2 separate regions of the Homo sapiens genome follow, and region 2 is linked to region 1. A link is an interaction called in ENCODE POLR2A ChIA-PET data of the cell type or tissue named here. Cell type or tissue: MCF 10A. All regions are shown on one strand. Links, peaks and the distances in the headings refer to the core of each region. The heading gives the core; the rest is flanking DNA.

The links. Peaks named below come from ENCODE experiments on the same cell type or tissue, not always from the same donor. Only the 100,000 strongest peaks of a DNase experiment are listed, where the experiment ranks them.
Region 2: POLR2A ChIA-PET joins it to region 1 with 6 read pairs; 2 of 35 experiments call an interaction of 5 or more read pairs at or near these places.

The regions. Positions count from the first base shown.
Region 1 is chr13:85,505,514-85,513,449 of GRCh38, forward strand. The region is part of intron 1 of LINC00351 (long intergenic non-protein coding RNA 351); the gene reads left to right. Among named protein-coding and RNA genes, the nearest start is that of LINC00351, 150 kb to the left of the region's middle. In MCF 10A, for the core only: no CTCF peak of the experiment used is centred there; DNase peaks (open chromatin) are centred at 3,718 and 4,218.
Region 2 is chr13:85,658,943-85,666,878 of GRCh38, forward strand. No RefSeq gene overlaps it. Among named protein-coding and RNA genes, the nearest start is that of SLITRK6, 140 kb to the right of the region's middle. RefSeq lists an enhancer at 5,848-7,047. In MCF 10A, for the core only: no CTCF peak of the experiment used is centred there; no DNase peak of the experiment used is centred there.

The sequences.
Region 1 (7,936 bases), core at 1,910-6,909:
TCATTGCCAGAATATATTGGTCCATAAACTAAGGGGTAAAAGTGGAAGTATTACTTCTCATAGTTACAAACCTGCAAATACTTTGTTTCCATTCTCCACGCCTTTCAGTTTTTGCTTGTTCAGAGGTTTTAATTTCCAAAGGAAATGCTTCTACTAGGAGACACAATGACATTTCCAATACTCTGGACATTTTAGACTGTGATCTGGCAATTTTGGGGTCCTTATGACCAAATAAAGACAAGAAAGGAAAAATATGTGACCTGGATTATGATCATAAGAGGGAAAGAGAGTTGCTGCAACACAATGTTGGTAGAATGGTCTACACATATATGAACCTGGGGGAGCACTCATAGGACTCCCATCCCAGTGATAAGACTGGAACAATAAAATACATGGAAAAATCATGGAGGTTCAGATAATTCAGTAAAAAGATTGATGTCATAGCATGTAGAAGAATCTTGTCCAGAGGAGATGCTATCTCTAAGCAAAGGAAATGAAATGGACAGTGAGAGCAGAAGATGCAACTTTTCTAAATCATTATACACATAACAAGATGGCTCCAGGATGTCCATATCAATAATCAACAGAACTAACAGGATGAATAAGCAAATTAAGTATCAACTATATGACTTTTAACACACTTCTCTGTCAGTAGCCAAAAAATACAAAAAATCAGTGAATCTATAGTTAATATGTGTAACATAATTAACAAATTTGACTTAATTGACAAATATGAACCACCATATTAAACAACTACAGAATGTATGTTCTTTTCAAGAACATATGCAAATTTATAAAATTTCAAATCCTATATCAAGTCCTAAACAATTAAATCATTAAGTGTATATTTCCAATCGCAGTAGTATTAAAATGAAAATAAATTACATAAATAAAACCAGAAAAGGCCAACAATGTGGAAATTAAGTAATAGACTACTAAACAACCCAAGGGCCAAAGATGTAATCACACTGGAAATAGGAAAGTACTTTAAAAGATGAGGAAAATATGCTATATTAAGACTTGTAAGATGTAGCTAAAGCAGTATTTAGTAAAAAAAGTATTGCCTTAAATTAACATATAAAAAGACTGTCTAACATGAAACAATTTAAGCTTGCATAATTAGAGGCAAGAAAATGAAAAGCTTGTATAAAGCCTAAGGATATTAAAAGGAAATATAGTAAAGATAACAGCAGAAACCAGTGATATGAAGAACAAATGTGTAATAGTAAAAAACTAAAATTTAAATGTTACTGCCTTGGAAATATCAATAAAATTGATAAGCCATTAGACTGTTCATAAGAACAAAGGAGAGAAAACACAAATTACTAATATTAGAAATAAAAAAGTATGTATCAATATAGACTTAAGAGGCCTCAAAAATTTTAATGAAGAATACTGAGAAATTTTTAACAAATACATTTGCTATGTTGAGTGAAATAAATTTATATTCCAAAGAATACAACTTACAACTAAACAACAAAAATAAAACAAAAAAAGAAGGAAAAGATATTCAGTCATACTCTTAGGTGACAGAATACTAGTTACACTTGCAGAGGATGGAATTCTGGAGGGTACTTCTTGAATGTTGTGTCCTATTTCTTGGTAGGAGTATTCCATATTTTATGTCATCTTTGTAAAAATTTACAATTGCATAGACTATAATATGCCAGGGTCATTTATTTTATTGTTCAAAACATCTATATTTAAGTTTTGAAAATAAAATAAATGACAGTACTATTGGGTTATAATCCACAGAATAAAATAAGTATCCGTGAGTTTATGCTGATATAAAAGTTATTTATTTAGAAAATTCAGGCGGGGCACGGTGGCTCACACCTGTAATCCCAGCACTTTGGGAGGCCAAGGCAGGTGGATCAAGAGGTCAGGAGTTCAAGACCAGCCTGGCCAACATGGTGAATCCCCCATCTCTACTAAAAACACAAATATTAGCTGGGCATGGTGGTGTGCACCTGTAATCCCAGCTACTTGGGAGGCTGAGGCAAGAGAATTGTTTGAACCCGGGAGGCGGAGGTTGCAGTGAGCCAAGATTGTGCCACTGCACTCCAGTCTGGGCAACAGAGCAAGACTCTGTCTCGGAAATAAATAAATAAATAAATATTTAATAAAAACATATAGAAATAGTGAGGAAAATGGAAATCTGTCTTTAAATTTCATAACATTGATGGCAGTGGCTGTACATATGAAGCAGCCACTGAGGGGATGCCAGCTACAATGGGGGAGGCGTGGATGGGGCTGTGTTCCCCTTGCAGCCAGTGGGAACCAGAAATGGGGGGAGCTTTGTGCCTGACCAGGTTGGCAGGGATAGAGCCCTGTGCTTCTAGGCATAGATGCAGCTACCCAACCATGGCTCCAGACCCGGGTATCACTGAGCTCTCAGGAGCCCGGAAAGCCCCTCTGCCCCTGCAGGCCCAGAAGCACCTGCTCCCATTCTTCTCCACTCCTGACGGCCACTCTGATTTTGGAGCAAAGTTGAAGCTGAGCCCAGGCACTGTCACGACTCGGCCAGGTGTGTGCACACTCAAGGTGGCACTCACATGCCAGCCTCTTGCCACCTTGGCCCCCTCTGGACTTTGGGTACCAATAAGTGCAGGAGGGAGGCTGGGGGAGCTGAAGGCAGCTCAGCGCAGGCCTGCAGGCATCCCTCAGCATGAACAGCCTGGGTGCTGTGGACAGCATGTTGATGGCAGAGGCAGAGATTCCTGGGCAGAAAGGGGTGGATCCCTGGTGAAATCCCACCTTCTGGCCAGGGACGGCCTGAATCTTGGGCTGCCAGTTGCAGATGGAGTGTGGGCCTGGAGTGAGAACCTACGGTGCTTTTTCTGGGCCCATCCATGGCCACCCATGGACCAATCATCACATACTTACTCCCTTCTGAGCCCATAAAAACCTCTGGACTCAGCCAGACTCACACAGATGTCAGGACTACCAGCGGTGGGAAGGAGCTACCCACTTCAGTTCTCCTCGACTTGTTGGGAAAACCTAACTGTGATAAAGAGCTATGCACTGCAGGCTTCCTATTTGCTGAGAGCTGGACACTTGTTGGGACAACCTGCCTGCATAAAGGAACTACCCACTTCAGGTCTCCTGAGAGCTGTTCTGTTACTCAGTGAAGCTCCTCTCTGCCTTGCTCACCCTCCAGTTATCCACATACCCCATTCTTCCTGGATTCAGGCCAAGAACTTGAGACCCACTGAGTGGCAGGACTGAAAGAGGTGTAACACAAATAGGGCTGAAACACATCCCCTGCTTGCCAGGTTGTGAGCCTCTAGAAGGAGGGAAGAGCTGTGGTCCTTTGCGGAGCCCAGACCTAGGGACTCCCTGAGTCAGGGCTGTGACACTCACTTTGGGCTCTGCGGTTTCTGGCATCTCTAGGCTTCCTGGCACCACCTTGCTCCCCTCTTCCAGATATGGGTGTCTGCAGCAGAAGCTGCATGCAGTACATCTGGTCCAGCTGTAGCCTCATATGGAGCTGGCACCTGTGCCAGTGCCTGCAGCTGCCTGCCCCGCTGCAGCAGCCAAATGTGCCTGGCAGTGTGCAGTGGTTGGACCCTGCGCTGGCTCGACCATACACCCCTCGCTGCTGTAGGCCTGGCTTGCCCTTGGCAGTTGTGGGATCTGGGCTGATAGTGTAAGCGGAGCGCAGCCTACTGGGCTGAGTGGGCGGAATGAGCCCAGCAGGCACAAGCAATACTCAAGCAGAAGGCACCGCTGGCCACAGAAGTTTCTGGCCGGTGAAGCAACACCCCAAAGATCCTGCGACAGCATCTGCTTGGAAGTTTCTCTAGAACTATTTTCATAATCACTGTTTTTATTCTTGGCTGGATCTAATCTACTGAAAAGCCTATCAAACACATTGTTTATTTCTGTTACTTTGTTTTTGTTTTTAAAAATTTCTGGTAATTCTTTCTTATGCTTTCTTACATTTCCCATCTTTTCTTCTTACATTACCCACCTGTTTTGGTATATCCTTTATATTAGAAGGCATACAAAATTTTCCATATAGTAGATTTTCCAGCTACTTTTTCCTTTAGAGCCTGAAACATATTAATCATAGTTCTGATGAAATCTTGGTCATTTAGTGGGCCTGTGTCTCCGGGCTGTGGCATTCACAAATATTTATTCAGTGATATAGCTGTTTTTTCTTTTTAACCTCCTGCTCTTTTCTCTATTCAGTGACAACAGCAACCTGATCTACTTTCTTCAAGCCCTGACTCGCACTAATTTTGCTCCCCGCTACGCAATAGCAGACAGTGGAAGGCTGGAGGGAGCTGATGTGGAAGCAATGCCCTAAGCTGGTCTAAAGTTCTGGAAAAGTCTTTCTCTGTAAAGGTTTTTGTTCTTGTTGTTGTTTTAATGGTCTTTGGGTGTATTTCACAGTGATTACTATATCCCCTCTCAGACAGAGCCATGAGGGGTTGTCTTCTCCGTGGAAATCTGATCATGTTCCTGGAGAGAAAGCCTGTGAAAGCTTGAGGGATCCCACTAAGACTGTGGCCCACACAGAGTTTCTGACTCTCATGCTAGTTCTTACTTGTCCTCTAGTAATTTATCAAAATTTACCATGTAAGAGTTCATACTAGCTTTTGGCTCCAGATATGCAGATCTTGACTGTGTCTCTCTTGATGTGGCTGCCTTTCCAGATTTGAGGATGGTGGTTTGCCTCACAACATCAGTTCTCCATGTGGTCTAAGAAAACCCATCGATTTTCAGTTTATCCAGCTTTCTCTTTTTATAAGGATTTGAGTGTAGACAGTAAGGTCTTTATATAATAGAAGTTGTCCTGCCAATAGTTTTTGGATCCATCTACATTCGGATTCTTTCTGTTGTTTAATCTGGTTATTCTTCTTTCTACTACATGTTTTTGCACTTGCTTTACTCTGTCTCAAATGCTCTCCATTCCAGTCTTCAACTAGATAGCACTTCCTTCCAAACTGAAATAATGTTTACCAGGAGAGTTCTTCACTATAACTCTAACGTTGCTACCACCACACTGTACCTAGACATATACAACTGATGCTGTTATTTCTATTCACATATCTTACTATTTCTTGTTTACTTGTATTTGCAATTTTAACTGAAACTATGTAGTTCAATTAATATATGTTATTGCAAAGAGTCTCTTAGCTCCAGTAAAGGAAAATAAATATCTGTTCTTGTTCATTGGTGTATATATAACTGTTTTTTCGAAAGATAGCCATTATTTCCATTTAAGGATTAAAAAAATGGATACAGAGAGAATGAGATAAAATAAATGTATGTCTTTATTATTGACATTTCTATTATTATAATATCTCGTTAAAATAAGTAAAATTAGCAACAATTGCCTGCTAAGAGCAGTAGCTTCTTTTGGAAAGTGGTAATACTGGCCTAATGTTTATTTTAGGGAAGATGAAAATAGAAAATATTCTAAAGCTCCATTTCCCACAATTCTGAATATGTCGTAACTTCCATTTGAGTTTTGTATTACAGTGATACTGATAAGATATTTTAAGTGATAAATTATGGGTCCAAATTTAGCTTACACTGAAAATATCAGTATCACTATCATTTATATTACATTTAAAATGTCTTATTAGTATCACTATCACTATAAGTGTTCAGTGTATCACTTAAATGAAAGTTACTACATATTTGGAATTTTGGGGAAATGGAGCAACAGAACAGAACATTCAATATCTTATTTAATTTTAAAATACATAAAGTGCGTCTGTGTGTATCTGTATATGTATATATGTATGAACTTGTGAAAGTGCAGTCAATCCTCAGTGTCACACACCTGCACGCCACATACACACACCCATGCAGTGTCACAAAAACAGTGACTGCACCCTCACATGTTCTCACAGCATGATGGCATGAGGTTATGTTCCTATTTATCCAAACAGTCCCTGCTTATACGTGCATTTGTCACCACATAGTTGTTATTAAAATATCGATACTATCAAGTCATTTAGTTGGAAAGATTATCATGTGGAAGGCAAAATCCATTTGTATTATGCTTTTATGTACCCTTCCTATGAAGGTATTTACTCCCTGTATTATCTATTTAAATGAACAAATATTATAAACTAACAAATATAAATAAAAAATGCAGAGGAAAAAGCTTGCATATTTCAATATGCCTTGAAATCTTACCTTCCATCTAAACATGCTAAAATGTTAGACAAGATCCAGGGGTGAGGAAAAGCAAGGTTTTTCCTGCTGAAGTGTGCACTAGCAATGGTAAAAGAGTTTGAGAGGAGAGGCCGGGTGCGGTGGCTCTCACCAGTAACACCAGCACTTTGGGAGGCCAAGGCAGGCAGATCACCTGAGGTTGGGAGTTCGAGACCAGCCTGTCCAACATGGAGAAGCCCCGTCTCTACTAAAGACACAAAATTAGCTGAGTGTGGCAGCGCATGCCTGTAATCCTAGCTACTTGGGAGGCTGAGGCAGGAGAATCGCTTGAACCTAGGAGGTGGAGGTTGCAGTGAGACAAGATCATGCCTGGCATTCCAGGCTGGCAATAAGAGCACAACTCCATCTCAAAAAAAAAAAGAAGACTTTGAGAAGAAGCTAAAGAAGACCAAATATGAAGAGGGGAGTCCTGTTATACTCATTGCTTTCAATATAAAAAGCAGTCTTTAATGGTACAGATAAATATGTAGAATTGCTTGTTAGCTAAAACTGTCTTGAGTTGTTTATTTCTCTGATAATCTATTTTAATAACTGGCAATTTTTATAACTGTTAATATATTACTATAAATCAACCACAGTATTATTACTATATTTCTACTTGAAAAATAATACTTGAACGTTAACCATTAAAATAGGACAGTTTGTAAATCTCACGTTTTTCTGGCCTTGGACAAACACTACTGAATTATTGAGAATGAATTGCCCACTGCAGCTTGGAATAATCAGGGAAGACTTCTCACCGATAAAGGATCTGAAGTATGAACAGAAACAATACAAGCAGAGAGGAGTGCATTCTCCGGTGTCTGGAAAGGTAATATATAAGGCATGTCGGTTGATCTGCATCTGGGAGAGTTCACGGGGAGTATGCAGGACTTCCATTGGGAAAAATGTGAATACTCATAAAAATATGACGTTAAGCCTGTTTGCGGGAGTTGAAAGACACATTAGAGGAACATTTATCTTACAGGAAGTACTAAACCTTTGGAGGTATTTGAGCAAGTGGGTGCCAACATGTACAGCAAACAAAAAACATGTTTGCCCTGGAAGATAACTTTCTTTGATATTTAGAGGAAAGAATACTGGCCCCAAGAATATCTCAATCCGTAATACTATGATAATTGATCTGAAAAACTGAACACATGAAATCTTCCTTGCAAACTGTTTGACTGCTGTTTCTCACACAAGCCTGTTCTCCCTCTCCATATGTATTATGTTTTAATTATTTGGTTAATTACATGTATTTGGTTATACATGTTCAGCTGTTCTTAATTTTCTTTCACAAATCTCTATTTGGATATGTCAAATACCTACTAGATCCAGCGAGGACTCTGGATTTTATTAATGTTACTGCCTTTATCATTCTGACCCTTTAACACTTTCACACTCACACATAAGAACTGTCATGGTTTTATTCCTCCCCCTTTGTATTTCTTATTCTCCAAAATGAATTCCCATTTCCTTCTCTCTACTTTCATTAGCAACTAATGTACCAAATCTTTTCTGTAATCACAAGTCAGCATGGTGAATGTTTATTTTCAGAACCCATAACTACACCACATTGCTTTTTTTAGCTTTCCAGAATTGCACTGTGACTATGATACCTTTACAATAGCAATTTCACAGCTTTTACGATAAACATTATTATATTTCTCACTTTGACCATTTAAAACAAGGTTGTTTGGTGAAAAATACACTCAGCTGAAGGTTTTCAATCTGAACAGTGTATGACTTTGAATTGCAA
Region 2 (7,936 bases), core at 1,557-6,556, 150 kb after region 1:
AATCTAATCATGACAGTTGCAAAAAGATGCAATGGCCAAGAAGGTGAAACACAAATTAGCAACAGATTAAGGTACTTCACCCACTGGGCTCAAGGTTCAAAAAGAGGAGTGGATGTTACCAGAACTCAGCAACTTGAACTGCCTGGTGGATTCTAAAGCTAGCAGTTGCTTCTCAGAGAGGGCATGTAGTCACTGCCAGAGGTGTCACCTGAAGTGAAGAGGGAGATAGTGCCTTGGCTTCCTTCACCTTTTGTCCTCCAGTCTCCTTCCAGAGCATCCCAGTGATGAAATTTAACTGAAAGATAGTTCCCAGTGGAACCAGGAAATACAGTTTACAAGGGTCATCCCTTGAAACTCAGAGCAGAGTTGGGGGAAAGTGAGGTTTCCAAGCAAACAAGCAGTGACTAGCAAAACACCATTTTGAAATGGTTACTCTTTTTTTCCTCATTTCCTAAAATTGTTATGAACATTAACTTACATCTTTGTTAATACTATTATAAATGAGTTAAGACATGCTCTGAAATGAATTGTGTATTTTTTAATAAAAAATCAATTTCTCAGCTTGATGAATCTATTTGTACATGGTGTCCACATATTCCAATGATTATAAATAGAAGTCCGTGTTGTTTACCTGGTTAAAACTCAAAAAGGCTTCCCAATGAACTTAGAATGAAGTAGACAGTTGGCACTCTTTTCTTCTGGGCCCTCTGAGGCTCTTGCCAACTCTTACGAAACCATGTCTCATTACTTTCCCCTCAAGCTACTGAATTCCTCTTGCTCTGGCTGTCTTCCTCTTTCTAAAACAAATAAAACTTTTCCTTCATCATAATATATTTAAATTTGCTGACTGTTTTGCCTGCTATACTTTCTTCGTATATGTTTTAGCTGGCTTAGCATTGAGGAATCAGCTAAACTTCCACACCCTCGGAGTAGGCTATGTGTCTGTTCTACCTAAGGAAGTCTTCTTATCACTCTTCCATGAAAGTCAGTCACTTTCTACATAGCATATTCCAATATCTGATATTTTCTTTTTTTGCTTGTTGGTTTCCACTAGAGTTGAAAACTCTCCCTATATAGAGACTTGTCTTGGCTTCTAATGAATCTGGTCCCCAGCAACTAAAAGAAAATGTTTGGCACATATGGACACTTCATAAATATTTATTAAATGCATAAATACATACATGAATGAATATTGTATTGCTGGACTTTAAGCTCCTATTTTGTTTCCTTCATCTGGCCCTGCTTTGCTTGCTGCCTTAAGAGGCTTGCCACCTCCCCTAAGAAAAGATACATTTAAAATTGATTGTTTAAGTACCAAGTCACTATCTAAACAGATAAAATTGGTTCACATGGTTATTCTTTTTAAAAATCAGCTACCTAGATCTCTCTCTCTCTTCCTTTGCTTCAGGAATGGATGTGGTCAACAGATTCTCCAAATCTCACTCCGGATTTCCAGAAACGTTTTATGGATTTTTTTCATAAAATTCGAAACTTAGATTCAGAAAAAGAAAAACTCATGCAAGTGTCTTCAACTCAGCTAGCTTTTCAAACTGAATTTTCTCCAAAACAGGGAGTATTGAGTGCTTGCTCAGCTATATTTAAATTGGTACTTGGTCTCCCCTTTGTACTTTCATCTAGGTGTGTCTAACTTCCTTGGCAAGGAATTCCAATGTGAGAAATGTTAAAAGATAAATTTTAGACAAATTACATTTAACAGATTTTATTTGAGCGTTGAACAATTCATGAATCAGACAACAGCCAGAACCAGAAGAGGTTCAGAGAACACTGCCCAGCAGCATGAGCAGCAAGCTTTTATAGGGTGAGCATGGAAGCAAAGTACAGAAACCACCTGACTGGCTACATCTATACATCTCCCTTACTTGGGCATGGTGTGATGAGGCATTTGTCTTATTTGGTCATGGTCTGATCAACTGACTGCCTGTGATTGGCTAAAATTCAGCAGTTTATTACAAAATATACTCTTAAATTAGGGTTTAGTTTGTTTACACACTAAAATAGTTTTCAGTTTGTTATTTAGTAATTCAAAGTACAGAGACAGCTTTAGGCTGGCAGCCTCCTTTTAATTAATTTAACAGGAAAAATGGATGGTAGCATAAAAAACTTGCTCTCTTTTCCCTAACACTGATTTTCCACTACATTCTTATCTAGTGCATTTTTTAATTTCTTCTTTTTTATGCAAATGCAATAGTATAAAAATTGAACATGTGATAGAAGTTGTTAAAAATGTTTACTATTTGGCCGGGCATGGTGGCTCACGTCTGTAATCCCAGCACTTTGGGAGGCTGAGGCAGGTGGATCATGAGGTCAGGAGATCGAGACCATCCTGGCTAACATGGTGAAACCCTGTCTCTACTAAAAATACAAACAATTAGCCAGGCATTGTGGCGGGCACCTGTAGTCACAGCTACTCAGGAGGCTGAGGCAGGAGAATGGTGTGAACCCAGGAGGTGGAGCTTGCAGTGAGTGGATATTGCACCACTGCATTCCAGCCTGGGCAACAGAGCGAGACTCCATCTCAAATAAAAAAAAGTGTTTATTATCCAAAAAAGATAAAACAATGAAAAAACAGACATGAAATCATGGCAAACAAAGCTATGATAGATGAATGAACTGTATGCCTTTCCTCTACAGTTGGCCATTGAATGCTCAGTTTATATGCTGAAGGAAAGTCTGTCCTAGGCCTTTTTGTTTTAATTTTTGTTACATGTATCTTTAAGTCTACTTATTAGAAAAATGAACCTCATATGGTTTGTATAACTGTGGCTTGTTTTCCCACCCCTTTCCATGGTGTAGTCCCTAATGCTGTATTTGAGTCTCATCTCTCTTTCCTTCCCATCTCTCTGAAACTTCCATTCTACTGTCTTAATAATAGCCTTGGCTCCATTCCCACTCTTCTTTCAGCTCTGGCTTGTGTCTTGCTTTCCCCCTGGCTCCAAGCCCTGTTCCCACCATCTTAGCCCTTCCAACTTCAGCTCCTTCAGTAATTTTCACTGCACCCCACCTCTAGCTACAAATTTACATTCTGTTTTGGCAAACATCCACACTTTCCTGCCCAATCCCAACTGCCTAATATACAGTGCCATTAAAATCTCAGAAATTAATCTTGAATTCTTTCAACTCTTCATAGATTTAATTTTTCCAAGTTATGTGTATTACTGGAACTATTCTTAATATCACTTTGACTTCCAAACATGTAGTTCTTTGGGCCACATGACCCATAACCTCAAAAACTAAATTCTGTATTTTCTGCCTTCTCTCTTATATTATTATTATTTTTCCTTAAAAAAAGCTCCATTTCTTTTGGCCTGGAGATGTTAAATTAATTCCAACATGATACTTTAAAACCTCTCAGCTGTAATGCCTTACCACAATCACAGACAAACCTGAAATCTTCCCAACACATATCTTGTCCAAATAGTAGCTTGTTCCTTTTTATTTTCAAGTTTCCAAGTCCAGTAACATATTTCTCTTTCCTACAAATTCCATTCCTCTTCTCATAGGCATTGTCTGGAACTGGGTAACATCTTTCCTGTTATTCCCATGAATTATTTTTATTTGCACTGTTCAGCAAAAGAAGCCACACATATTCATCCTCTGGCTTCACAGAGTGGCTGTGATTTTTTTTCCTGCTCATTCACTTCTGTGCTGTCAATCTCACATCCCTGACAGGGAGGGCTCAGTTCCACTCACACAGAATTCCATACCAAACCTCTCATGCTTAAAGGTTACCAAAGTTCAAAAAATTTTTCATATGAGCCCCCAAAGGAAAAATTAATTCTTTGTGTTAAGGAGTTTGTGATATGCACTGCTGTCCAAAGTATGAGGCCAATTCAGGCATCCATCTTGCCTGAACCCAAGGATCTTGCCTGGAGTAGAAGCTCTTTCTTACAAAACAAGTGGCAGATTCTGCTGAGTACAGCCTCTGGCTGCAGGGGCAGGTCTGGTCAAACACAGGACAAGCCGCAGGAGCTAGAAAATTACCATGTGGGGAGAGTGATGGGGTGGACTTGGTAGACAGATACCTCAGATCTTTCAACTCTTAGGTGGACAAGCACTAAGTTGGCTTCTAAATACATTTCTAAAGGTCCCCAGTGGGACTGGGCCCAGGTTTACCACAGCAGTAAATTTCTCATGGAGGCACACTGTATTGATTATCTCCCCTTATCTCTCTCATTTCTCCTTTTCTTCATGATTACCACATAAACCATCTGCACTCACATTCATGTCTCAAAGTGTGTTTCTGAACTCTAAGAGTAAGACTGCCATTTAATTTCCATCCTCTCCATTATTCTGTAGCATACTTTTACATGCTCATTCAAGTTACCATCGAAAAGTTGATAAAAAGTCTGAAAAAATCCGGTGAGGTTAGAAACTCATAATTGTACTAGTTACTAAGTAAAGACTACTGTTTTTTTCCTCAGTGTGATGACATTACATTTATTATCTTCATCATTATAAATTGTTTACTCATTGATAATTAACTTTATGACCACATTTCTACTCAGCAGTCTTTTTTGTAGGCATTTAGTTAGCCCATATTTCAATGAGGATTTAGTGCAGATATGAATGTTGTTAATATTGGTTTTCCCAATAAATAGGAGCTTTCAGCGCCTAATATTCCCCAGTCATCATCGTGAGGGCTTTATGAATATTTACACATTTCATCTTTAAAACAATCCTACGAGACAGGTAGTATCATTATCCTGGTTTTTCAGAAGAGTTCTGAGGCAAAGATAATAAGTAGCACGGCCAAGGGATGACAGTTAATGAGTGGCAGAGCCAGGAATAGACTCTCCCTTCCCCCGTCACTGCAATCTCTCTTTAGTACCCATGTACTTAACCATTATGCTGTATCAGTTATACATTTTCCAATAAAATAAAACTTAAGTTATCCAGAATAAAAAGTCATCCAATTAAAGAGATTTATTTTAGCATAATGAGCTACTAACGACAACAAAAAATTCTTAGCTGTCAGATTTTCCTCACCAGTATTGTTTACACTGAAATGCCTGCTATTTAGTCTTTAATTGGTATACATAAGCAATCCCATTTCTGTATGCATTTACTAATTTCTTTCTTATCACTAATGTTTTATGAGGTTACAAGGAAATATCATATTACACAATACCCAGCATTTATGTTGAAAAAATATTCCATATTGAACAACTTTGCAACCTCCTTCCTTTAGACATCTGTGACATTGATCTCATTCATTTCAACCCATTCTCCCTGTAGTACCTGCCCCCAGTGAGTCTCCTTGTCAAAATACCCCTGTGGACTCCTGTTTCTTTCTTGGAACTTATGGAAAAATAATATTACAAAAATGAATTATTACTTCAAAGAGGTTGATTAAATAATAAAAATGAACACAAAAAGCACAAGAGTAACAATAACAAAACTCTTTAATATTCTACAATTATAATGAGAAAGTTAATATGTGTATATTCTACCATGTGCCACACAGTATGCTATGCATTTTATAGATGATATCTTACCCCGCTCTAACAGAATTCCTTTGAATTTGTCAGCATTGATTCCATCTGACAGAAAATAAAATTTAAATATCTGAGAACTCTGCCAGAGTATCTACCTCTTTCCATTTAACTACATTGGAACAATCTAACTCATGGATAACCCATATGTAATGTGAATATAATTCTCAATTTACCAGCTAAATCTACTCAGTCACTTATGGTCAAGCAGTTTTATAAAAGCAAGTAGTTTAACCAGTTATTTTCACATTTATTCTAGCTCTTTCCCAACACAATATCTTATCTCTGTTATTTACAAACAGAAAAGGAAAGTCTAATACGTATTATTCAACTATATGATTATTTGTAAATTCATTCTGATAATAGTTAATAGTTCAAGGAAATGATGCAGCGAGTGGTCAACCAATGAATATCAGCTATAGGAAATGATCATCTAAGCTTGAAATAGCAAGTGATCAACTGATGTATATTAGCTATAGGAAATGAATTTTGCTTAGCTAATAAGAGAGTATAATCTTATTAAGAATGAATAAGAGGAGTGGATAATGTTCATAGTCTTGGAAAATTCATCCATGGCAATATGAAATATTTCTAAAAGGTAGTCATCATTTTACTCTTTTTGTATAATAAGTTTACAGGGTGAGCAGACTTGAAAAATAATATATCATGCCATGCATAGTTACTCCTGAATAGAATTAGAATTCAACATATCTGTAAATTAGTCAGGAAGAAACATAATTATATGCAAAGTGAGGAAAGATGCAGGATAGGGTGGAGAGTTATGTTGGAAGAAAAAAATTAAGCATCACAATTGTGTGATGATTATATGCAGATTGGTACTAAAACCAAAACTGTGAAAATAAAATAGAAAAGTAGTATGAGCAGGCAGTCTAATGTGGTTCCTTGCAAAAAGAAAAGCGTATGTCACAGTCAACTCAATTATTTTTTGTGGCCTATATTACATTTTGTGCTGAGTCATGTTCCACTGGGGTTTGAAGTCGAATGGCCTTTCACTCTCAAGTTCTCCACTGCATGGCTGCTTAGATGTAGACGTGACTGTAGGCAGACAGATGAGTTACAAAGTTAAAGCGTGTTTATACACAAAGAATGTTGGCAGGTGGCTTTTTATTCTACTTAGATGACTCAAGAACTGTTGTGGATGTGTAAAAAAAAGTAAAGGTTTTACTCTGTGCTATAGAATGCTTCTGTATGTATCAAAGTGTAAAGTATGTATCACATTAAACTATATGCTAACATACACTGAAAATATTAAAACACAGTTACAATGTTAGAATATTTTAATTATTTTTATAACTATATCTTTATAGTAGTAATGCTAATAATGTTATCGAACTTTTATTATATTTGTTTTGTTAAAATACTACGTATGGTTATAAAAACATAGTAAGTATAAATATATGTATATTTCTCAGAAATCCTTTAAAAAACAGGTAACTTTTCATGCATTATTATTTTTAAACATTTTAATTATATGCCAAATAAATACATTTTTAACCAACCTTAGCTTCAATAACATATACACTAAAAAATTTGTATATAAAACATTTTGCCATCTGACTTCAAATTAGCAGGTCTGAACTGAGGATAATATTAAAATTGACATTCCAGTTAATCCAGGAAACAGAGGAGGCCTTAGGTATTGCATCAGGAGTTAGGAGAGTCAGAGTTATAACAAAGAAGATCGTGTGGCTCCTTTGAAGAAAAAGTGAGAATAAGCAGCAAGATTAAAGCCATAAAAAACTAGAATAATGATTGACTCAATTTTGATGAACTGAAAAGGCTATGGATAACAAGAGTTCCAGAACTTCCTTTTCTATGAAGTCCTGTGCCTGCTCATTGAAAAACAATGAATCAGTCTAGACTTGCAAGACGAAATAATTCCCTCAAAGCTGGACATTTATATATTATTTATGTAGCATATTTCAATATTGATGGTATAGCCTCATATACAGTTGATTGTAAAACCATTCTTTCTGTTAGAGTAGGTAGGCAGACATGAGCAGGGCAGGAGAAGCCCACCCACACATACCAGGAATGTCAAGAGAGCATCAGGTGATGGTCAGGCAGCTGTTAAACTGCCTCTCTAACATAATAATTGATTCCAGCTGGTACCGGTGAAAGGCAGTCTCCCAACAGATAGAAAACACCTGAAGCTGGTGATCAGCAGCTTTAGAAAACACGGGAAGCTGGTGATCAGCAGCTTCCAGATAAGATCTCAGCACTCTAAGAGACAAGATGGTGGAATTTAACTAGTATATGACCTTTCTTTAGGAACGCTCAACTGGTAAGATTTTACTTACATTTCCAGATACAATTCATTGTTTTCTCCACTGCGTTCAGTAGAATTTATTAATTATTATCTTAGAAGTATTTTGATTTTGAGTTTCAGCAAATTTATTCAT